Linked DNA regions of Mus musculus: regions 2 and 3 are each linked to region 1. Evidence: chromatin loops called from intact Hi-C (ENCODE). Cell type or tissue: left cerebral cortex. All regions are shown on one strand. Region 1 has its middle 32 kb from the start of Gm33381. Region 2 holds the start of Gm33215 (a long non-coding RNA gene). Region 3 holds the start of Gm33309 (a long non-coding RNA gene).

Evidence for each region. A loop is a pair of places that touch in the nucleus more often than their neighbours do. Peaks named below come from ENCODE experiments on the same cell type or tissue, not always from the same donor. Only the 100,000 strongest peaks of a DNase experiment are listed, where the experiment ranks them.
Region 2: it touches region 1 in a loop (2.9-fold over the local background); 2 of 42 quality-filtered maps call a loop at or near these places.
Region 3: it touches region 1 in a loop (4-fold over the local background); 3 of 42 quality-filtered maps call a loop at or near these places.

Annotation. Positions count from the first base shown.
Region 1 is chr3:101,792,003-101,800,002 of GRCm38, reverse strand. No RefSeq gene overlaps it. Among named protein-coding and RNA genes, the nearest start is that of Gm33381, 32 kb to the left of the region's middle. In left cerebral cortex, a CTCF peak has its summit at 4,187 (motif pointing left); DNase peaks (open chromatin) are centred at 1,809, 3,636, 5,267 and 5,801; H3K27ac peaks cover 3,227 bases.
Region 2 is chr3:101,647,211-101,655,210 of GRCm38, reverse strand. Gm33215 (a long non-coding RNA gene) reads left to right here and starts at 4,414. Exons shown (of 3, transcript XR_375915.2): 1 at 4,414-4,606; 2 at 5,822-6,077. In left cerebral cortex, no CTCF peak of the experiment used is centred here; DNase peaks (open chromatin) are centred at 797, 1,594 and 3,243; H3K27ac peaks cover 2,068 bases.
Region 3 is chr3:101,735,874-101,743,873 of GRCm38, reverse strand. It overlaps Gm33309 (a long non-coding RNA gene), which reads left to right and starts at 6,335. Exons shown (of 5, transcript XR_867526.1): 1 at 6,335-6,371; 2 at 6,657-6,748. In left cerebral cortex, no CTCF peak of the experiment used is centred here; DNase peaks (open chromatin) are centred at 2,790, 2,978 and 3,815; H3K27ac peaks cover 878 bases.

The DNA.
Region 1 (8,000 bases):
AGGCTCCCAGAGTCCTCCCAGTTCCTCCCCAGCCCCGTTTTTCCTGTTGAATGTGATGGGCAGAGAAGGCTGCTCATTGGAGTCCCCTCAAACTAGCTTCGGTGGTGTCTTCAAGGGAAGTGACCTTTCTGAGTGGGTCCCCAGAGCACTAGAGATGCTGAGTGCGGTGACTCTGTGTGACACACCCTTGGCTTCTGCTCGCTTTACTGCAGTAGAAGCCTGATATCTGGCAGCCTCTGCCACCAACCCCAGGCCTGCACTTTGGGCACTGAGCATGCAATCTCTAAGTGCTCTGGACTCCTTTGAGAAAGAGGACATTAGCGCTGATGTTATTATATAGTAATGAGAAAATGTTCCTGTGGCAGAGCACAGTGTACTCTGCAAGGAAATATAGTTACCGGAATTACCCTCTCATGTATCGCCCCTCCAGGATATCAAAGTTGACAGCCCGGACTCAGGCCTGTGGTCATTTCCAGGTCACCTATCTGGTCCTCCTTCAACCTCCTCTGGCCTCGGAGGCTCAGGTCAGGTGCCTTCCCACCTATCTTCCCTCCACTCCCGAGAGTTCTGGGTGGACAGCAACTGTGCAAACACTTGGCTCAAATTTCCTTGTTCAGTTGCTGTGACAGAACCTGGGGTTAGGCAAAGTTTGCTTTCATTTTACACACAAGGAAAAACCAGGCCTGGAGTGGTTAAAGCCACTTGGCCAGTGACACACCAGGGGATGGAAATCCAGGTAACGGGGCTCGGTAAACAGATGATTGGACCCCATGCTTCGCAGCCCCACAGTCTGGGGCTTCTGTGTGGGTCTAGGTGCAGAACAAATTGTAGTCATCACGGTGCTTAGCATCCTGAGCACCGGGTGCTACAGAGTCAAGAAGTACTACTGATGAGCATCCCAGCTGTGTAGGAGGGGAAGCCCCCAGGCAAGCTCTGGGTCCCAGCGAGTGGACAGAGAGCCTCCATCTTAGCCACCTCCTCTTTTACCTGCCTACTTCTATCATGTGTGGTCCTAAAAGGAAGCCCATCCGATTCTACAGCCTAATGTCATCCTAAACACAGAGGAATTCCATGATCTTCTTGCATACATCCATTAACAGACCTACTGGAGAGGGACACCCCCTCCCTTTCAAATATGAGTATGGGGTAACTTGGAGAATGTACTAACTTTAAGCTTGAGTCCCTAGAGCTGATAAAAGTGACAGCCATTGAGAAGTGGGGGTGGGGTGGATTGAATTAGCAAATACATTGCTCTTAAGGATCTGAACAAATTATTATTTAAGTTGCTGAATTTTGGTCCATGGTATGGCTTTGTATGAATGCCATTCTGAATATTAGTTTAATAAAATAATGTTTCCACGTATACAGAAACAGGAGAGAGCTGAAGCCCATTTTGCAGTGCGTAGGCAGAGTGTAGCTGTGGTGTGGTGGTGGTAGGTGGTGGGCAGCTTTGAGTCCGTTCTTATGTATGTTCTGGCTGAAGCAAAGTCGTATGGATAATGAGACCACTACGACGATGACGACGTGTCCAAACAGTCCCTGCCTTTCATGTGTAGGCCTTTGTACCTTTGGATAGACTTTGGATTTGTTTTGCTTTCCTTTTGAATTTCACGAATTTAATTTATGAGATAAATAAAATTCCCGAGAAGTTGCCAGGGTTGCCAGGGGCCCCCCAGAAGCAGCCTTGTGCAGAGCAGCTGAGTTAGAAGAGCCAGCTGCTGCTCAAAGGCTCTGGGCCAGCTCCCTGAGCATGGCCATTAGCCAAGGAGACCATTCCAGCTTCAGTCTGGGGCTTTGCTAGAACATTGACCAAAAGCAATGCAGAAGAGGAAAGGGCTTATTCAGCTTACACTTACGGGTCACTTTCCATCACTGAGGGAAGTCAGGACAAGAACCTGAAGGCAGAGAATGCTTGCTCTTGCACACAGCATTGCCTCCAGCCAGGAAACTCACGCACAGCCAAGGATGTACTTACGGCAGGAACCACAGGGCACAGCAGGCTCACTCACGGGCAGGCGCATGCTTAGTTAGCTTTCTTATACCACCCAGGGCCACCTGCCTAGGAAATGATGCTATCCCCAGTGAGGCTGGGTTTATGGTTGTGTGTCCCTGTGGATAGGGGTCTGTTCTCCTGGAAGTTTCAACAGTGGTGACAGACATTGTCCCCCTTTGCTTCTGTTCTCAGCCCCCAGCAGTGTTCTGTTCTGCTGTGGTGCTGGAGGACACAGCCTCCCAGCTCCCCCTTGTCCTCACCCAGGTTTCTGCTCTCCTACTGCCCCACCCAGGCTGCATGAGGATGAAGCTGGATACCATGCTGTTTGTTGGAGAGCATTCGTGTTGAACAGAGAAAAGGGCCAGTATCCCTGGAGCCTGGAGGGTGTGGCCACAGATTTCCATATCCTACCACCCTCTTTGGACCTGAGTCTCCCTCCTACCCAGGCAGGAGCAACCTATGAGGAGCCCCCCCACCCCCCTCTGTGCTCTCTCATTGTCCGGCATCTGCATGGTGGGAGGGGGGGGCTGGGGAGGGGGACACTCTTCACTAGATATTGCCAGTAGAGCTTAAGGATTCCAGGCCACCCTGCCCTGAACAGTTGGGAGAACTGGAGATGGGCTACTGCCCCTGTGAGGCAGATGCTCTGAAGCCAGGTCTGGGAGAGCAGCCCTTGCCACACAAACCTGAGGCGATTCCTTCTGTAGCTCCAGGTCTTTCCTATTTGGTCAGGGTCACCCTCAGACTTCCCCTGGGGAATTGCTGGGCAGTGTGGCCTCCATGTGGGACTTCTGTTTGGTGAGGAAAGCACTAAGAAGCTCTACAACTAGGGATACATTGCCAATGCCTCCATGACTTGTTTTGTCTGTCTGTAAAATGGGGAAGAGTGAGAATTAAAGCAGCCACTCTATGCTAAGTAACCTGAACAATATCTGGAGGGTGGGAGACAGTAATGTCTACTATTAGGAGACAATCTCTGCCAGCCGAACTAACTTTTCTCTGGGTCTATTGGAGGGAAGAAAGGACAGTTAAGAAAGGACAGTTATCTCTTGCTGTGTCAGAGGTGGGAAGAGAGGAAGGCCACGGCCCTGTTATCCCTGGGAAGCACCCATGATTGTAGGGAATCCCCCCACCCCACCCCCACCGCCCGGGGCTGCCTCTCTGTCAAGGCAGGTGAGGACATAAGCGGCACAGACCCACCTCCTAGGACAGTGTACCTAGCTCTGCCTACTCTGAAATCTTTCCTTAAAGGTCATCGGAGCACCAGGACCCTCTCTCTAGAACTTGTTTCTTGATAAGGCCGGCAGATACAGGCTCTAAATTTAGACTTCAATAGGATTTTAAGTAAACACATTCTCCACACCAATTTGGATCACTCTTCTCTCCTGGAGCAGCGGGACCTATAGGGAGGCACAGAAGAGAAATGTCAAAGGCTTCAGAACGTGGGAGTGGACCCCAGGGAGAAGGTCGTCCTGGGGACTAGCCTGGCTTCAGGGATCTGCTGCCTCAGTGCAGGGGCCCTTAGCCACACCCTGGGTGGCCCACGCAGTCCGTCACACCCAAGGCACAACGTAGCACTGCTCTACTGTCTGGCCACGGCCCAGCAGGGAGGGAACAGGTGGCCAATGTTGTCTGTTGCCTCCTTTCAATCTTTTGAATGTAGCTTTCAGTGAGAGCAGTGAGCATTGAGCCCGTCTAGGGATGCAGGGGCCAGACAGGGAGGTGCAAGGGGTTCCTGGCAGCACTCACAGAAGGCTGGGAACTCAGATATCCAAATATCCTTACTGCTCCTTCTTCCTGCGAGCTGGGACGACGTGGTCAAAGGGCGGCTGAACGTGTCTGTTGCACCTGCGGGTCTTGGGCCTTTCATAAGGGAGGAGGGACAGTGGGAAGGAAGAGGAACGTCGAAAGAGGAGGGAATGAGGTGTATGTGTAAAGGAGGGGCGGGGAGGATTGGTACCCAGTGTTCTCCACCCTGACTACGGGGGTCCACTGTTCCCTCACTGGGGCTCCTCTGAATGGGGCACCATAGTAATTAATGGGTAACCTCATCTGAAGGACAGGGCTGGGCTGGGTGGGATGGCAAATATCAAGGCCTGAGACATCCCAGTCAGAGGGCAGAGAGATGAGGAAGGCCAGATGACACCCGCGGGGGTCAGGAGTGGCGGTCTGACTCAGTGGTGCCCCCTGTCGGTTGGAGGGACAACCAGTTCCCCTCGGTGTTCTGGCTTTCCCTTGAATGGCCTGACTTCACTATTTCCTTCCTGAGGCCTCAGTGAATTATTATTGTACTTTCCCTTCTGCTTCTGGTTAGGAATCTGAGGATGGAAAAAATAATGCAATCTCTCATAATTAATTCAGATGGCTGTCCCCGGGGCCGCAGCTGGCTCCAGGCAAGGAACACTGCTTGAGATATTGAATGGAGGGAAAGGAAGCGATAACCACAGCCTCCTCGGACCACAGGTAAAGGTTCAGCCTGCTGCCGAGTGTGGAGTTACACTGTGACACCGCCTCACACCAGCTTTGCATTGTTAACTTCTGTGTCACACAGCCCCTCTTTACCTGCAGTCCCTAAAGACGTTTTTTTGTGTGCATGCGCAGAAGGGGATATGAACGTGTATGAGTTCACCCGTGTCCTTCAGTCCAGGTGCATGTGGAAGCAGGGGCATCTTATTTTTGGAGACAGAGTCTCTCCCTGAACCTGAAACTCCCTGAATTGACTAGGCAGCTGACCAGTGTGTCCCTCTCCCAACTCCTGTCTTCCAGCCTGGAATTAGAAGGCACTCTCCATTACCTGTTTCTTGAGTGGGATCCGGGAATCAGATCGTGAGTCCTCCTCATGATGCACTCCACTTGTCTGATTGGGCTGTCTCCCCGAGGGTAACAAATCCCCGCAAAAGGACTCCTTTCTTTGGAGCTGATCAGTGTTCCCCTTAACATCTGTCATCCCAAGTCTTCCACCAGCTCGCATTTGCCCTCCGCCTCACTGCTTCATGATAATGCGTTCAATGTGAAGGGTCTGGAGTCGGTGCATATTACGCTGTATTACAGCTTGAAGTATTCCATTCCCCCTAAGATTTGTCTTCATGCAGCCAGTTAAGTGTCTGAGTTGGGCTTCAAACCCATTCATTCAAGCACCGCTCGGTTAAACACATGCATTTATTCTTTATTTAAATACTGTTTGGCGGTGTGCTTCTGAGCCGGGATGAAGAGGAATCCTTTGCCCCCCTCACTGCTGGGTTCCCAAGGCAAGGCTAACAGACTGGTAAACAAACCACTGTACCAAGAGGTGGGAAGAGAGAAAGGAGGATAAGAAGGAAACCTGGAAGGCCAACTGTGGATCCAGGCTGCTCCCCTCCCTCCACAGGAGAGACCCAGTCATCTGATAGAGAGTCTCTGTGCCCTGCTGCTGGGCATCCTATGCCCTTTCCGTTTTCCAAGGATTGGTAGATTGCTGTGAAGGGCTTCACCTCAATATATTTGGACGGAACAAATGCACAGGAACCGTCCTTATTCAACACGAGATGATTTAAAATTAATCTTAACTTGAAGAATAAAGGCTGGGGGGTGGGGGGCACAGGACGGGTAGGGGCCTTAGGTAAAAATGGAAAGCAGATGAAAGCCAATGCATTCCCAAGGTGTCTTTTTCTGTTTCAGTGTTGCAGGTTTTCAAAGCAGGATTGAAGTGTAAAGCAGAGGAAGGGTTTTCTGCTATGCATTTACATAAGAAACACGTTCAGAAAAAGAGGCTGTGATTCTGCAAGTGTCCTTATTATATAGTTCTAAAAATTCCCCCTGGGCTGAGGGAGGCAGAAGGGAGGTGGAGAGAGGAGGAAATAAAAACCTCCTTCTTCAGAAAGAGAATTGCTCCCAAACTCCAAACTCCACCTTGAGAAACAGGCACGTTGTGCTCGGGGGCAGACAGAGCCCTCCTTGTGTCTGGGCTCCACGCTGTCCGGCCTTCCTCACAAGTGGCCACCTCTTCCTACATCCTCCTGATGAGTCCCAACTTTGAACTTAATGCTAACTCATGAGCCTCTGCACAATTCACAAGGAGGCCTTGTTTGCAGCAGTTGCATAGTTTGCTGCAGAGGTGTATCCATGGGACATTTAACTGGCCGCAGGACTCAGGGTTGGGACAGTATAAAATGTCACAGACCTTCACACGCTCATACTATCACCATGTGCACTTGCATCTGTTCTGACATCAGTCAAATAGTTGTAACAGTCTCCTGCATGAATTTCACACCTGTAAGGGCAATAGTTATCGGCACATGGTCCAGGTTGCCTATTGCAACAGAACAAAGCACCCCAAATTCAGTGGCTTAAATGGCAATCCCTGTATTATGCAACGTGATTTTGTCAGGAGTTAGGGCAGGGCTCATTTGGGTGATTCTTCTGCTCAAGGGTGGCTTTGACTGGAGTCATCTCATGATATTCAGTGCTGAGGCTGGTCTAGAGGATCCAAAACAATTTTAATTGTGTGACTAATACTTTGGCCAAGAAGGCTATGAGACTAGACTCTAGAAAGACCTCTTTCTCCATATATTCCCTGGGCCTCCCACACTGTTGCTCTGACAAGGAGGTCAGAGTTCTTGTATGGAAGTTTAGGCTCTAGGACCGAAGACCAGGGCACAGAAAGCCCATATTGTTGATCTCTATGAAAGAATGTTTTTGTGAATCCCAATATGGCAAACCTGTTTATGTGTTCCTCTCTTATACAATGGATTTGTTCCTAGCCTGATTCATGTCAAATGCTGGTTATGAAAGTGTTGCCAAGATCTATGTGGCGTAGGCATTACCATGAACTTGTTAGAAATCTTAATTTGGGGGTCCCAGAAATTGTAGGGGTGGGACCCTGTTACTGGTCTTTAGCTACTTGGTGGGTTCTTTCCCTCTTCCATGACCCTTCTTCCATCCTTCCAACCCCCAACACTAGATAAAAGAGAAGAAAGAAAAGAAAGAGATCCCTAAATAAAGTCAGGAGTAGGGAAGGGGTGATGTTATCCTTCCTGCTAATTAGGGAAGAAGTTCCCTAGTGCAAGTTTGATCTTTGCTGTCAGAATACCTAATTTTTTTCTTCTTGTTGCTTCTTCTTTGCCCATGACTACTTAGCAAACTGCAACCAACAACAACCAATAACCAATCAACTAACCAACCAAGAACCCTCCCTACCTCTCAGGGCCCTCACACTTAAATGGCCAGAATTCATCTGCAGCTGGCAAAAATCACGCCCCTGCTAGAGCACGAGGTAAATCATAGTCAGCAGCCGAGGAAAATCTGAAGCAGCCCCTATCCCACAACTGGGATTAAAATGGAAACATATTCTTATAATATTTCTGTGTCCTTTAAAGAAATCCAAATTCCAGAAATCTTACTCCAGGACTCAGCAAGCTGAGTTTTGAGTTTTGATAAGGCCTCCAGGTGACGATTCTGATGAACATTACAATTTGAAAACACCTGTTCCAACGAACTAAAATCAGTTACAACAATCAAATCAGCAACTGAATCCCATTTAGAGAATCCATGGTCATTGTGACGTCCCATCAGGATGTGTTCAAGGCAATCATGGCAACAGCAATATGCAGTCAGTGTTGAGAAGCAGATGGAGTGCATCAGAAAGCTGACCCCAGACAGTTAGGCCGTGAGCTCCCAGTGAATTAGAAAGACTAACAAAACAGCATGGACCCAGGACTCTGGGGAACTGGGTCACAGAGAGTGGATGTCTTAGAAGCTTTCATTTTGAAATGGGTAGTCATTAATGCACAGATTCAGAACTGGTCAATATACTGAGCATAAGTAAATGTGAGTACTCAATGGTGGAGGTCTCATCCACATCACACCCCTGCCTTCCTTCTAAGGCTCAGGGAACATTGTGAAAGATGGGGCAGAAAGAATGTAAGGTAGATGGGGAGAATAGTCGTAAAATGATATTTTCCGGGCATGGCAGGGCTGAGGTAATAACACACCGCAGCTGTAGTTATCTGCATGACACCTGTAGAAGATC
Region 2 (8,000 bases), 140 kb after region 1:
TAGGATTAGCACCCCATATTACAGAGGCCCCCAAAATTTAAGCAGTCCACAGAACAAAGCATTCAGAGTTCACACTGGTCGGCTCAGTGCTGAAGCGTCGTCTCCAACGCTCAAAGCTGGAAGAGCTGCTTATGAAAGACAAGTCAAGAAAGACTTCAGCAAGTAGAATTGGTTTGCATTCACAAGTCACCTCGATACTCAAAGCCTGACATTTCACCACTGCAAGGCAAACTCATAAAATATTTTATGTGGTAGGACTGCTGACAAAGGTTAATCTGTTAAGGACCCAGAGAACAGACTGTTCCTTACTTACCTGATTGTTCCTTGATGCTAATGTCCCCAGGAAGTGGAATGAAGAATCAGCCTGCAAATTTCACCTACAGCCTTGGCTTTTCTCTGTGGCTAGAATGTGATCTTGATCTGCCATTCAATTTTACTGTGTCTTGCTTGCCTTCTCTGTAAAATGGACTCAATAAAATACTGGAGGCACAGTGAAGCTATATATATATATATATATATATATATATATATATATACAGTAAAGCTCAAAGAAATAGTACCTAAGGAATCTTGACTTGGGGATTTGAGAAAGACCTGAGGGTTTGAGAAATACAAACATGATATAAAATATCGTGAATAAATAACAGTTCCTGGACCGCACTGGGCACCCTAGGTCTTGTGCTGAGTGCTGCAGGCACCATGCTGAGTACTACAAGCCTTGTGCTGAGTATTATAAGCCCTGTGCTGAGCAATGCAAGCGTCACGATAAATGCTGTAAGCACTGTAATGAATACTACAGGCCCATGCTAAGTGCTGTAGGCCCTGAACTAAGTACTGCGGGTTCTATATTGGGTACTAGAGGTTCTATATCGAATACTGCAGACACTATACTGGCTGCTACAAGTGTTGTGCTAAGTACTGCATGCCCCACCCTGGATGCCTGTAGCTACCGTTCCATTTAATTCTTTCAATCCTGAGAGATAGGTATCTGTTCTCCTAGTTTACAGATAGGAACAAAGTGCAGAGAAATGTCCCTGTCACCCAGCTGGGAAAGGCAGCGCTTAATGACATTCTAACCCTATGGTCGCTTTCCAAAGGTTGTATGGTTAAGTCTTCCTGTTTCCCATATGTAAACCTAAACAGGAGAAGGAAGGAGGGAGGGAGGGAGGGAGGGAGGGAGGGAGGGAGGGAGGGAGGGAGGGAAGGAAGGAAGGAAAGAGGAAGGAAGGAGGGAAGAAAGGAAGGAAGGAAGGAAGGAAGGAAGGAAGGAAGGAAGGAAGGAAGAGCTCATTACTTGACAGCTAGGTTAATTATCAGGGACACACAGTTGCCCCATACACTTTCCCAGAAGGTTCATCCAAACCTATCCTTGACTGCAGTGCACTCTGGGAGAAAGCCTCCCGTACTCCCCCAGCAACATGCAGTGTTCATACTGGACCCCTGAGAGGATTCTTCCAGACCCTCTGTCTTTCAGCCACGGCTCCCTCCCATCCCCTCAGATCCACACGCCCTACATTCCTCTCCTGCTCCCAGCGATTTCTTCCCTTCCCCAGGCTTCCCCGGCCCATGCTGTCAGAGCGAATCCATCCCACCACTGATTCCCATCTGCTTGCTGGTTTATGCTAACTAAGCACAATGCCCAAATATAGGCTCTGCCTACATTCTTCTCCTGTTACATTGTGTCCGCCTAAATCAGAACCTTAGTCTCTTCCTTCCATTATCCCCACTGCCTGACTCACTGGACAGGGCAACTGCCCCATAAATATTTATTGAGCTCTCTTCAGGTGCTTGGATAGAAACCAAGATGACTGGCATGAAATAAATATTAAAAACACAGATAATGATTTTGAAATCTTCCCTATCAGAGGTAATGGGATAAAGAACTTAGAGGTTTATTTCAAATGGCTAAGGCAGTTTGGATTCAGCTGAAGGACTAAGCCAGAGTTTAAATTAAAACCAGCATAGCCCCTTGTTCCCACTCGCCTGATGGCCTGAGCTCTGGTTGGCTACAGTTCTGAGAACTGACAGAATGACCATCAATTTACTGCTAGCCTTGGGCCAAAATAGACCAAGTTGGCAGGTGGCATGAATAAAATGGGTATTAGCACCAGGGCAGCTGGGTATGAACTCTCTCCAGCCCTGCCAACCTCATGGGTCTGAATTCTACCTAGCCTGGCTGTTCTCAGGGCTGTTTGTTTGTTTGTTTGTTTGTTTAACGTCATGAATCTCTGTAGCAACTGGCAGAGCCTATGGACAATATCTTAATCTAAAGTTTTTAATGCATAAATAATATAGATAAGATTACAGAAGGAACAAATTTTATCAAAATACAGTTGAGACAATGTCAAAATTTCTCTGAACATTTACAGCTGATGCTACCCATAATCCTTCTGCTTCGTGAGAGCATAAGCAATGTAGTCCAGGGGCAGGCTTCATCAGAACCAAGATACTGACATAGTGATGAGCATGACAGGTATTTCCAGATAGTAACAGCTGCAATGCGACATTAAGTGATCAGCAGGTTTTACTACACCCAGAGATGCTATTGCTACCTTGACTTGGGGCTTAAATTTGGGGAGAAGGAAACACCAAATTTCTGTTTGAATCTTAGTGCTAGAGGTTAATGTGTTACAGGGGGCGGGGTCCCTCCTGGCACAGTCCAAATTCTACAAAAACAGTTGTTAGAACCCCTAGAGTAGAAGTCAGGACAAAGAACAGTCTATATTTCAGTGTCCTTGTCTGAAACAGGGTGCTTGGCAGCCATTGGTGATGTTTTCCATAGCAGTTCAAGGTGGGGTTCGGAGGGAGGACTCCTCAGACATTCTGTAGCCTCCTCCTGTCAGTCACTCCTCTCAGCTGAGCAGTAGGAAGCCATCACCGACCAGACCCACCATGGATGGCACTATAGGGGTAGAACTCAGGGCTCCCTTATGCTAGGGAAGCACTCTGTCATCAAGCATTGCCACCAGCCTAGTGAAGGAGACGCTTTCTAAAATGCATACACTCATTCATTCATTCATTCATTCGTGTGTGTGTGTGTGTGTGTGTGTGTGTGTGTACACAGAAGGGATATACTTGTCACCGTGCAAAGCATGTGGGGTTCAGAGAACAACTTGTAGCAGGTCAGTCCACTCTTTCTCCCCTCTAAGTCTCAAGGATCAAACTCAGGTCACCAGGCTTGGCAGCCAAGTCCCCATCCTCCTGAGCCACCTCCCTGGCTCGGAAATTGTCTTCTGATGACTACCTCCACAGTGTTCCTTACTCACCTGGAATGTTGCCTTGAGAGAAGCACAGATGTCTTTGGAACTAAAAGCCTCAGTTTCAAGGAACTAGTAAGGAAGGCTAAGTGCTGGCTAAGCTGGAGAGCCCAAACCCTAAGCTCTAGTGACAGCTCTCTAGTCCTAAGTTAGAGAGTTAAGACACTTGCTGGCTAGGAAGAAAATATGAGTGATCACAAAAACAAAATACACACTTGGAATTATACCCCACAGCTCACTCCTCTCAGCCCCATGACCCGTTAAGGCAGTGTGGTTCTCAACCTTCCTAAGGCTGCCACTTTACTATAGTTCCTTGTGTTGTGGTGACACCCCCCCCCCTCCCCGCAACCCCATCTATAAAATTACCTGGTTGCTACTTCATAACTGTTACTTCTGCTACCGTTATGAGTCATAGTATAAATATCTGCTATACAGGATATCTGATGTGTGACCTACAAAGGGGTCATGACCCACAGGTTGAGACCCATTGCTCTAAGGAGTCTACATTGTTTGCCAAACAAGATCCTATTAGGTGTGTGGCTATGGGCTTCCAGATTTCCCTAAAGCTTAGCAAAGCACGCGCCTGTGTCGGCAGAGCCTTACATAGCCAACCCTCCAGCTGCTGTCCACCTTACGACAGTTTTTACCATTCCTGGGAGACAGTGAGATGGTTTCCAAGTACTTGAGAGGAAGGGCTTTCTCTTGACTGAGGCCCCAGCCCTGCCCTTTGTCACCACCTGTGCAGTCTGTAGTAGAGGGTTCCTTAGACTTCCTGTATCCCAGAATCACTTGTGGAAACCATCAAACCACAGACTGCTGGATGCACCCACAGGGGTTCTGGTTCAGTAGGCCAGAGGAATGGCATCACCATTTTAACAAGCTGCTATGTTTACCGGGCTTTTCAGGATGTTTGAGCAGATTAGAAAACAAAGAAGATAAGAGTCAAAGTGTTAAGCCCCTAACAAAAATTTAATAGCTGCCAAGCCTCAGGGTGGATTGCTATGGACAGGAAGGGACAGCATCAGAACAGTCTTGACTCAATAGACAAGTGAGGGGGGAGGGGGAGGAGGTGGGCATGACACACTAGTTTATTATTGTTGTTTTAAATGTTATTTTGTTTGTACAGATGTTTCCACCTGCCTGTGTGTCTGTGTGCCCTGTGCATGCCTGGTGCCCACAGAGGTCAGAAGAAGACATCAGATTCTCTGGAACTGAAGCTAAAGATCGTTTTGAGCTGCTGTGTGGACACTGGGAATTGAGCTCGGGTCTGCTGGAGTGTGTTAAGGCTGAGTGTACAAAAACATATGACTGATTCAGAAAGCCACTAGAAACTGAAGCAGATGTGGATGGTAGGTACATAGGCAGGGTCTGGATAATAAGAGCCCTTTACGTGACACCCAGTGGTTTCAGTGCTGTTTTGAAAGAGACAGGAAACCACTGGAGATCTTGAAGCAAGTGAGTAAGAGGTGGAAAAGACATGGGGAGAAAAAGGGCTCAAGGCTGATGCCTAAGTTGATATGGATGTGCCAATATGCAACCCACAGAAGTATCTCAGAAACATGACCTGTTGGGAAAGTATATGTATATGTATATGTATATGTATATGTATATGTATATGTATATGTATATGTATATGTATATGTATATATGTGTGTGCATATATATGTGTGTGTGCATATATATGTGTGTGTGTGTATATATATATATATATATGCTATACTTGAGGTCTCTATGACACATCCACAAAGGGACATCAAAGGGTAGTTAAATATATGAATCTTATGAATCTAATGGACTAGAGAAATCTGAAAATATAATGTAGCAGCCCCTAACATATATGTATATTATGTATATATGTGTGTATATATATATATATATATATATATATATATATATATATATATAACACAAGTTATACTCACAGGACTAAATGAGCTAGCTCAGAGAAGCCTTGAGGATAGAATTCTTCAGAAGAATGTTCAAGAGCAATCTCCAGTTGCTGAGCAACCCACAAGCTGAAGTGGGCATGGTCTTTGCTGCCTCTTCTCATAACATCTACATACAAGCCTGTTGTAGAGTAAGTGATTGTCAGGGTCAGCCTAGCCAACAGCAGCAACAGAGACCTATCCAGCATAGCACTCGGCTGCTTTAAGCCATGGGAGCAAATAGTGCCAACAGGCCACAGGGTGTTGCAAGCACATGTCCTGGCTGATAATGATACAGGGTGAATGCTACCACAGCACTGTCCTACCCATCCCTCAACTGTCACTGTCTCTGGAGATGGAAGTGGAGGGACAACTACTTACACTCAAGGAAGAGTTCTCTGAGCAGTTCTTTTCATGAGTAAGTTTATTGAATTTGCCCTAGCTCAGAGATCATCCTTAGGGAGGAAGGTGCTGAACCACGAGTCATCATCAAAATGAATGCAGTCCACAGTTCTCTTACTTCAGATTTAAAAAACACCAACGTACTGCCAGACCTATCATCTGGGGCTCTGCCAAATCTCCACAGACAAGCAGGAACCTGCACCAGGCAGCTCTGAACTCTCACCTTTCTTTCTACAGGCCTCTGAATAGTCTGACCCACTGGGGAACAGCTCAAAGCTCCAAGGCATGGATGGCCCAGAGGAGACTGGGATATAAAGAATTACAGAAAAAATGGAATCCTGCACCATTTGTATGTGAAACAGGACAACAAAAGAGCAGTTAGTCTACAGGGATGGAGGAAAATCACACCGGAGACCATCCAAGGGTCTCCCCATTGGAAAAAGGTCTAGGAATTCAGCATTTGCAAAGATCCAAACTGGAGGTTAATTAGAAGGTAATTTCTATATTCTTCCTCTCACCCATGAAAAGATTTTTTTTCCCTCTGAGACAGGATTTCTCTGTGTAGCCCTGGCTGTCCTGGAACTGGCTCCATAGGCCAAGCTGGCCTCAAACTCACAGAGATCCACTTGCCTCTGAGTACTGGGATGAAAGGCAGGAGCCACCACTCACCGCCACCCAACCTAAAAGATGAATTTTTAGCACGAGTTCATACTGAGACTATTTCTTCTCGTCTCCATCCACAAGCCAAGTTTTGTAAAAGACAAGGTACCTTGCTCATCTTCAGAGGGTTTTCTCGGGAAGAAAAACTTGGGAGAAATAGCTCCATCCTGATTTCAGAGCTCGGGGCTAGAGGTTCAGAAAGGTGACTACAGACTGGGGCGCTGACAGACTCACGGGCTTGGCAAGCCCAGGAAATGTTCAATCAGATGGAATGGAAACATAGTGTACGGATGGAAATCTCATCTCATGGCAGATCTTTATTACCACTGGAGGGGGCGGCCAAGAAGCAGGGAACAAATGTAAGGCAGCCGGACTGCTGACACAGAGCAGTAACAGTGCGAAAGTCCTCCGGTTGGAAATGGCTTGAGCAGCCAGCGGTAAACACCTGGGCATGCCTGGAGCCAGGGAATTCAGGGTCCTAAGTACCTGAGGCTGGAACATACTATTCTCGCTGGCTGAGTCCATGAACTTTCTAGATGAATTTGTTCCTATTTTAATTATCAATTGACATGTTAAGGCTTTAACTTTAAACCTAAAGAAACGACTTCTCGAGGCAGTGTTCCATGAAAAAGAGAGAAGTGGGACAAAGGCCACCTCTGGCCCCAGTGCTCTGAAGAGGGGGGAGGCATTATGGGAGCAAACTGACTCTTGGCTCCTCCCCCTTTGTGGTTTAGGCTCCTAAAGTAATCTGGGTAGGCGTGGTCATCCATCTGTCAGTCAACAGCCTAATTTAGAAACCCAAGGCAAAGAGAAAGGCAAAACCTCTCTTTTCTTCTCTCTCTCTCTCTCTCTCTCTCTCTCTCTCTCTCTCTCTCTCTCTCGTCCTCTCTCTCTCTCTCCCTCCCTCCCTCCCCTTTCTTTCTTTCTTTCTTTCTTTCTTTCTTCCTTCTTCCCTTCCTTCCTTCCTTCCTTTCTTCCTTCCTTCCTTTCTTCTGTCTTTTTTCTTTCTCCCTTCCTTCTTTCTTTCTTTTTTCTTTTTAGTTTTTGGTTTCTTTTTTTTTTCTTTTTTTTTTTTTTTGAGGCAAGGTCTCATGATGTATAACCCTGGCCTAGAATTTGATATGTAGACCAGGCTGGCCTTGAGTTCACAGAGATGCCCCTGCCTCTGCCCACTGAATGCTGAGATTGAAGATGTATACCACCACATGAGCCAGAGGTCCCTTTCCCACAGTTCTCTACCACCCGCTCTAGAAGTGGGAAAGAACACATCTCAAGAACAGAGAGGTGCTGCCTGTTAAGTTTTTCAGTTTGAATGAGGCAAGAAGCAACATCACTGGGATTGGAGACTTCTTTAATTGATTTGTAGCTATATGACATTTTCTCACAGAAAACGTACATGGGGACTTGAGGTAGAAAAATCCAGCCTCCCAGGTAACAACATGACCAGTGGGTAGGCCTCATGCACTTCTGAGCTCAGCACCTCCCATTTCCCAGGTCTCCTCTAGGACAGCCCCCAGGCCCCTTCACTCCTCCAAGCTCAGTTGAACAAACTGATTTGATCAGCATCACTAGGAGTCTGCCCTGCCCCCAGGTCCCTTGTCGGAGGAGACCAGGATGGCTGGTAACTTGGCCAGTATTTATCCTGATTGCCTTGGGAGACCCCTGTCCCCCTGTCCCCCTGTCCCCCGTCCCTCCCATCCGTCCCCCCCCCCGCCCCCCCAGGCTGAAGTGATCCTTTAGGTAAACCAGGAACTCT
Region 3 (8,000 bases), 56 kb after region 1:
TTCTGTTTCCTCCCATTCTTCTAACCTGAGTGGCTCTAGGTTCTAGTGACCAGTGAGTCTTAAGGTCCAGTAGTATGTCTCCAGTGGAGTTTTTGTGGCCTCTAGGGTTTGGGGTGCTAAACTTTCCTCTAGGGTCTCTATTACCAGTGTGGCCTAGGATCCCTGGTGCAGGGGCCTCTGGAAAAGCAGGCAGAGTTGTGGGGTGGGAAATTGAGAGCAGGGTATGGTACAGTTTAGCTGCGCTGTTGGGTGGGCTTTCTGGGGAGTTGGCAAGCAAGGACTTGGAGGAGTGGAGTCTTAGCTAGTGTCCCTGAGGCTGGCAGGCCTCCTGGAAAGCAGGCAGAGTTCCGGCCTGACTATTTCATTTATTGAATCCTTGTTGGCATCTCATGGGGTTTTTTTTTCTCTTTTATTTAGTGATCAATGCCAATGGAGTGAGGTGGTATCTCATTATGGCTTCAATTTGAGTTTTTCCTAATGTTGAACGATTGTGAGACTTTTTCATCGATAAGTTGGTCAATTTTGCACCTTCTAAGAAATATCCAACCTAATTTAAAACCAGATAAGGAAGAATGAGTTTAAAGGGCCATCACTTGATATCACTGGCCAAGCAACCCGAAAAGAAAGCTGGAGAACAGCCCTTGAAAACGGTAACAGCCTCTCCAGGTCTCATATCAAAACTGGGGAAGAAAGCTAGGCTTGTTGGTGCATGCCTTTAATCCTAGCACCAGGGAAGCAGAGGCAGGCAGGTCTCTATGAGTTCGAGGCCAGCCTAGTCTATGTAGAGCTACACAGTCAGAGCTACACAGTGAGACCCTGTCATGAAATAAAAACAAAAAACAAACAAAACAAAACAAAACAAAACAAAACAACAACAAAAAACCCACCTTAGACCTGTGAAAGACTGGAGAAATGGGATTGAGTTATTTATGCAAGCACTACTGAGGGTTGATGTCTCTCCCCGACACTCTTACCTTACAGAAGAACCGTTCCCTTCTTTTTCTCTGGTGAACCGTGGCCCGCCTTTACCAAGACAGAATAAAATGATCTCACTGAGGCAGATAGAGCAAGTGTCCAACCTCTGGCTTCTCGGTACTGTGTATCCTCAGCAGAGCAGAGCAGAAAGAAGAGTGTATTGAGCAGTTCCATTCTCAGCAGGGCCAGTAGAGAGCTTCCAACAAGGCTGTCGGCTAAGCGGAGCCACAAGTGGGGCAGGAGTGGTCAGGCTGCATTCATCCAGATGTGCACTGACAGAGCACATGGGAAATGCAAAGCTCACGCTGGAGATAAAGGCCACAGGTGGAGGCTGTCAGTCTGCAGCATCCCCTGAACCACAGGATGGGAGGGAGCTCTGAGCAGAGCACTTCCAGGCTCACACATCCCGAGTCTGCGGATTGGTCCTTTCCCTGTTCAATCAGTCATAGCCTGGGCTGTAGGCAGTGTGTCTTAGTTAGGGTTTTACTGCTATGAACAGACACCATGACCAAGGCAACTCTTATTAGGAGATTTAATTGGGGCTGGCTTATAGGTGCAGAGGTTCAGTCCATTATCATCAAGGCAGGAGCATGGCAGCATCAAGGCAGACATGGTTCAGGAGGAGCTGAGAGTTCTACATCTTCATCTGAAGTATGCTAGCAGCATGCTTGCTGCAAGGCAGTTAGGATAGGGTCTTAAAACCCACACCCACAATGGCACACCTACTCCAACAGGGCCACACCTTCTAATAGTGTCACTCCCTGGGCCGAACATAAACAAACCATCACACAGTGGCCAAACAAGGCCGCCTTGCAAGGAGACTGATGAGCACCGTCCTCTTGTCCTGTACAACAGAGAAATGGTGGAAATAATACAATGGCATGCAGGTTTCAGACACAAAGAACGTAGAGTTTAACTGTTCATGCAAAGGTATGGGGAGGGTTGGAACACAAAGGAAAGTGGCCACTGAGGTTTAGAGCTGATAGTCCATTATAGGCACAGGAGGAGAGACGCTAGACGGCATCTCATTAGAACCCTGGACTCACACCCCGGCTCAGTCAGCTGTCAGCATGCAATCTTGACTAAGTCTTCAGGTTCTCATTTCCTTCCTTCCTCCCTCCCTCCCTCCCTCCTTCCCTTCCTCCCTTCCTTCCTTAGTCTCTCTCTCCCCCCCTCTTTCTCTCCCTCTATCTCCCTCTTTCTCCTTCTTCCTTCCTTCCTTCCTTCCTTCCTTCCTTCCTTCCTTCCTTCCTTCCTTCCTTCCTTCCTTCCTTCCTGTCTTTCTTTCTTTCTTTCTTTCTTTCTTTCTTTCTTTCTTTCTTTCTTTCTTTCTTTCTTTTCTTTCCTTCTTTCCTTCTTCCCTTCTTTCCTTCTTTCTTTCTTTCCTTCTTCTGAGACAGTGTCTTGTTACACTGACCAGGCTGACTTTGAATCACTCTCATTTCCATTCTGTTGCTTTAACAAATACTGTGAACAAAAACAACTTAGAAGAGGAAATCTTTTATTTGGTTTCCATTTCCAGGTCATAGCTCATCTTTGAGGGAAGTCAGAACAAGAACTTGAAGCAGAAACCTGCGCACGCATGTGTGTTTACATGTTTATCCTGAGTTGTCTTTGGGTGACTTAATTTTCACAGGATGCATACTCAGAAGCAGAAAGGTTGCTGACGGTAATGTGCTGGCCGGTTACATGACCAAGGGCTGCTCCTAGAATAAAGGATGCGAAATGAATGACGTTAACTGGAAATCTGGATGAGAGCAACCTCCCCACACTTGGCTGGGAATTTGTTAGCCCACATCCAGAGAACTGCTTCCTCCTCTGGGCTATAACTTAAAAGGCAAATGGGACCAAATTCTAAGGAGAATAGTCAGGGTGCCAGAATAGCCCAAAAGTAAGTCATCTGAGGAATGTTTGCAGGAACTAGGGTATGTAGTTTGTACAAAGATACCAAAAAAATTCTTATTATCTAACAATGCATAACTTTACTGTTCAGCGTTGGAGAGTGAACTGAGGGCCTCTCAATTATCATCCAGCCACACCCTCAGCACCAGGCATCACAGCTGAAAGGCACCAGATGCTCTTTAAATTCCAGAAGGATGGACTAGAGCAGTAAGGAAGTTAGAAGCAGTCACCTCCAATGGAGGGATTCTGCACTCACCGTGAACCATACATAGGCTGAACTGTCTAGGGGACAAAAGGCCAGGCTGAGGAAGAGACCACCTATACTCCAGGGTGGCTTGCAAGTCCTTTCTACCCAGACTGTAAGGGTAGCAGAAGCCACGACTGGTCGGGACAAGCCCCTAATGCAATCGGTACTTCTAGCTTCCTCCTTGAGAAAGTGGGGAGAAGGCAAGTGTGTGCATCTGTGCCAGAGCACTAGAAGAAGCCCACAGGTTCTACGAAGGGACATTCCCCCAAAGGACCTGTGCATAACCCAGGCCAACCTGTGGTTGACTGAAGCAGCACCTGAGCCATCAATATTGCAAAGCAGCCACAGCCAGACAGGAACTTAGAGCAATTATGTAGACAAGACTGTAAGGTTCAGAATTAGTGGAAAAAAGCTGATTTTTCCCCCAGAGAGTAAGGCTATATTTGCCATTTGTCACTGTGACCAAATGCCTGAAGAAGGTAACTTAAGAAAGAATTTGCCTTGGCTCACAGGGAGCTGTAGTTTAGTCAACTGGCTCCATGCTACGGGACCATGCTTCTTCTGCGGTGAGGCAGAAGAGTGGAGGAGGCTGCCCACCCCACCGCAGCCATGAAGCAGAGAGTGAAGATGGCAAAGGGTGGAGGCAGAGACATGCCCTTCAAAATCTCATTCCTCAGCAATGCATTTCCTGAGACTAGGTTCCACGCCCCATCCTCCAACCCCCAGCTGAATCATTGGTGGATTAGATCAGAGCCCTCCCTCAGGATCTAACTGTCTCTAGAAGCATCTTCTCAGATGCACTCTGAGGTGTGCTTTCATAACCTCCTAAGGGAATCTCCATCCAATCAGGCTCAAACTGAAGAATATCCACTATAACTGGCTAGCAGAACCAGGTAACAAGGGTACTGGTCACCAGAAGCTGTAGTCAGTATAAACCTATAGATGTTGCCAAGGGTAACATGGGGAGGAGAGGAGAGGGAGAATAGGAAGGAAGAGAAGGAAATGAGTTTCCCTAATAAGTTGAGACAGCAGCTCCCTGGGGCCATGGTGATGGTGAGAGACTGAGAACAGTACTCTCTGGTTCTCAGGCTTGACTTCTTTTCTGCCATGAAGGAGCCAAATGTTTAGCTGTCTTGGCTTCCCATGAGATCAGTTGTCTTTACAGCCAAACCTTCTGGTGGGCATAAGCTTGAGCCAACCTGAGAGAGACCCTGTCTGTAGTGATATGAATAGGAATGCCCCCTATAGACCCATATATTTGAATGCTTAGTCATCAGGGTATGGCACAATTTGGAAAAGATTAGAAGGACTAGGAGGTGTGGTCTTGTTGGAGGAAGTGTGTCACTGGGAGTGGGCATTGAGCTTTCAAAAGCCCAGTCTCTCTCTCTCTCCCTCTTTCTCTCTCTCTCCCTCCCTCCCTCTCTCTCTCTCTCTCCCTCTCCCTCTCCCTCTCCCTCTCCCTCCCCCTACCCCTCCCCCTACCCCCTCTCTCTCCCTCTCTCTCCCTCTCTCTCTCTCTCTCTCTCCCTCTCCCTCTCCCTCTCCCTCTCCCTCTCCCTCTCCCTCTCCCTCCCCCTCCCCCTCCTCCCCCCTCTCTCTCTCTCCCTTTGGTTCAGAATGTATCTCTTAGGTACTTATCTGGCAACATGCCTGCCTGCTGCCACGGTCCTGTCCATGATGATAATGAACCTTAGTTCTCTAAAACTCTCGAACCCTCATTTTAATTCGTTCTCTTATAAGAGCATGTCTGCTCTTTACAGCCATAGAACGGTGACTAAGACAGAAGTTGGTGCCAGAGAGTGGTCTATTGCTGTGGTAGGCCTGGCCATCCTGTTTGTTGGAGAAATATGAAAGACATTTGGAATTTGTACTAGAAAAGCACTTGAACATTTTAAGTGGGCTTTAATGGGCCATCCTAGTGGGCACATGGACATTAGTGGTGCTGAGAGAGATATAAATTATGATAGCCAGCTCAAGAAGTTTCAGAGGAGAAGAATACTAGTAAGTGGCAGAGAGACTGTTCTTGTGGCTGCTTTTGGCCCTTGTCCTAAATATCTATCTGAGGCTAAATTGAAGAGTTTTGGATTAATGGCATTGACAAAGGAAATTTCATGACAGTCTAGTATTGACTGTGTCCGTGGTTATTAGTGGTCACTCTTATGAAAATCTATAATGAAAAGGAACAAGCTGGAGAAAGAGAAGTACAAAATGTAGTTTGAGGTGAAAGAAGCACCAGGAAGTGTAATGCAGCTAAGTCCTTGGCCAAGCCTAATGCTACAAGGAATAAAGGGAGTGGTGACCTCAGGGCAAGACCACACCCAGTCTAGCTTCCAACTTGGGAAAAGCAATTAAAGAAAAGCTTAGTAAAGGAACCCACCTACAACAGAAAGCTGCTGCAGATGGAACTGAAGGAGGGGACCAGGCTCCAGCCCCATCAAGCAGCAGAACTTGGGAGCTTTCAGCACGTGGCTCTGGCTTTAGAGTCAAGAATACAAGGAAGGGGCGTGGAATCTCCCTCCATGACTGAGGAAGTCAGCTGTGTAAGGACATCTCTGCCTGGGGGTCTGGAGATGTCACTGAGTGAAGCTCTGAGGGTGTAGTCTGAGTTGCCCTGGAGACCCCAAGCTATTAGAGATGCCAGAGCAGTGGGATGCCTGCTGAGGAGAGCTGCTAACAGGAAATGGAACCAGCCCAAGAAAGAGAAGTGTGTTGCAGTCAACAAAACTGAAAGGAGTTGGAGATCTGAAGAGTGTTTGACATCAAACATGGAGATGCAGAGTTTGGAAGTTGCCCTGTTGGTTTCCAATCTTGCTTTGGTCTCACTATGCTCATTTTCTTTACTTTTGGAATAGAAATGTAGATTCTCTGTCTATTGTATGTTGGAAGCATGTGGTCTGTTGTGGGAAGCCACATGTGCCGTTGCAGGGTGGCGCTGGCTACTGCTGGCCACCACGCATAAGTTTGGGCAAACAACCAATGTGTAAATATGCAGTAAAGTTTTTTGCCAAAACACTGCCTGGCCCGGGCATGATAATGAGGTATGTTAATGAGGTTCTGTGAGGTACTGAGAGAATAACTAATCAGATGAGGAACATGCAAATGAGGTAGAATGCATAACCAATCCGGGTGTGAGACACGCCTCTCCTAGGCCTATATAAGCAGCACCAGTTCTGGTCTCTTCGCCTCTGCAATCAAGCTCTCCCAATAAACGTGTGCAAAGGATCCTGTTGCAGCGTCGTTCTTGCTGGTGAGTCGGGCGTGCAAGAGTCTGTGTTTTGATTTTGAGTTTACACAGGGTTACAGTTAAGAGGTTGCCATGAAGTCTCTGAAGAAACTTGGAACTTTGGACTTTTAAACAGTGTGTAGACTGTAGTTTACTATGGGGAACCTTGAAGTTGGACTGAATACATTTTTTTTTCATTATGATATAGCTACAAGCCTATGGGAGCCAGGGAGTGTCATGTGGTGGTTTGAATGAGAATTAAGTGCTTTCTATTATAAAATTTGCATTGGTCATGGTGTCTTCTCACAGCAATAGAAGAGTGACTAAGACAGTGTCTCAAAAGGTTCAGAAGGCCAGATGGGAAAAGACCTATTACCAGAACCGACTGGACCTTGTGCCTTGTGAGTAGTGAATCTGGGCTTGCACCCAGCCAATGTGATTCCTGTTACAGCTATCTCCTCCTCTCCACATGCCCACCACCAGCTCCCTCTACCTTAGAGAGGCAGCTTTTTCTGTTTCTCTTGTATCTCAGCACTTCTCCACCAATGCTAGGACAGAGGGGTTTCATGCAGAATAAGGGTTAAGCCCGACCGACAGGTTAACCAAATGGCAGGCAGCCTCCCTCTGTGAAGAGAGAGTGTGTCTGAGATGAAAAAACAAAACAAAACAAAACAAAACAAAACAAAATCACGCTACAGACTTCCTATCAATCATGTCTGTTCTCAGTGGAAACAAGGTCTCATATTGAGGCTTCAAGGAAAACCACTGGAAGACAGGTCCTCAGCTTCTGAATTTTGTCAGAATTACTAAACATACAGAAAACAAGGTGTGGTGGTTTGAATGAAAATGACCCTCATAGGCTCGTAGGGGATGTCACTACTAGGAGCCATGGCATGGCTGGAGGAAATGTGCCACTGGGGGTGGACTTGGGGATTTCACATGCTCAATCCAGTCCCAAAGCCACTCTCTCTTCCTGCTGCCTGCCAATCCAGATATAGAACTCTTGGCTCCTTCTCTAGCACCTTGTCTGCCTACATCTACCATGCTTCCCACCACGGTAATAATGGACCAAGCCTCTAAACCTATGTATATGCTAGCCCCAATTAAATGTTTCCTTTATAAGAGTCACCATGGTCATAGTGTCTCTTAACAGTAATAGAAACCCTAACTAAGACACAAAGCTATTGAATTCCATCTTCCTAAACAGGAAATGTTAACACCAAGGATATATATATATATATATATATATATATATATATATATATATATATATATATATATATATAATGACTATCAGAGCAAGCATGTATATGTGAGCTAGAAAGATGGCTCAGCAGTTAAAAACATAGACTGCTCTTTCAGAGGACCCGGGTGGGGTTCACAGCACCCTATCTGAAAGTGTACTTTTGTAATGCTAGTTCCATGAATCTGACACCTTCTTCTGGTCTATGAGGGTACCAGGAATGCATATGGCACACAAATATCTAGACAGAAAATACCATGCACATTTTAAAAGTATGTTCATAGAAACTGGGTTATAGCTCAGCCAGAGAGTTTTTGCTTGGCATGTTATAAAACCTTGGGTCAGATCCTAGGGAACCATAGGAATAGATAGATAGATAGATAGATAGATAGATAGATAGATAGATAGAT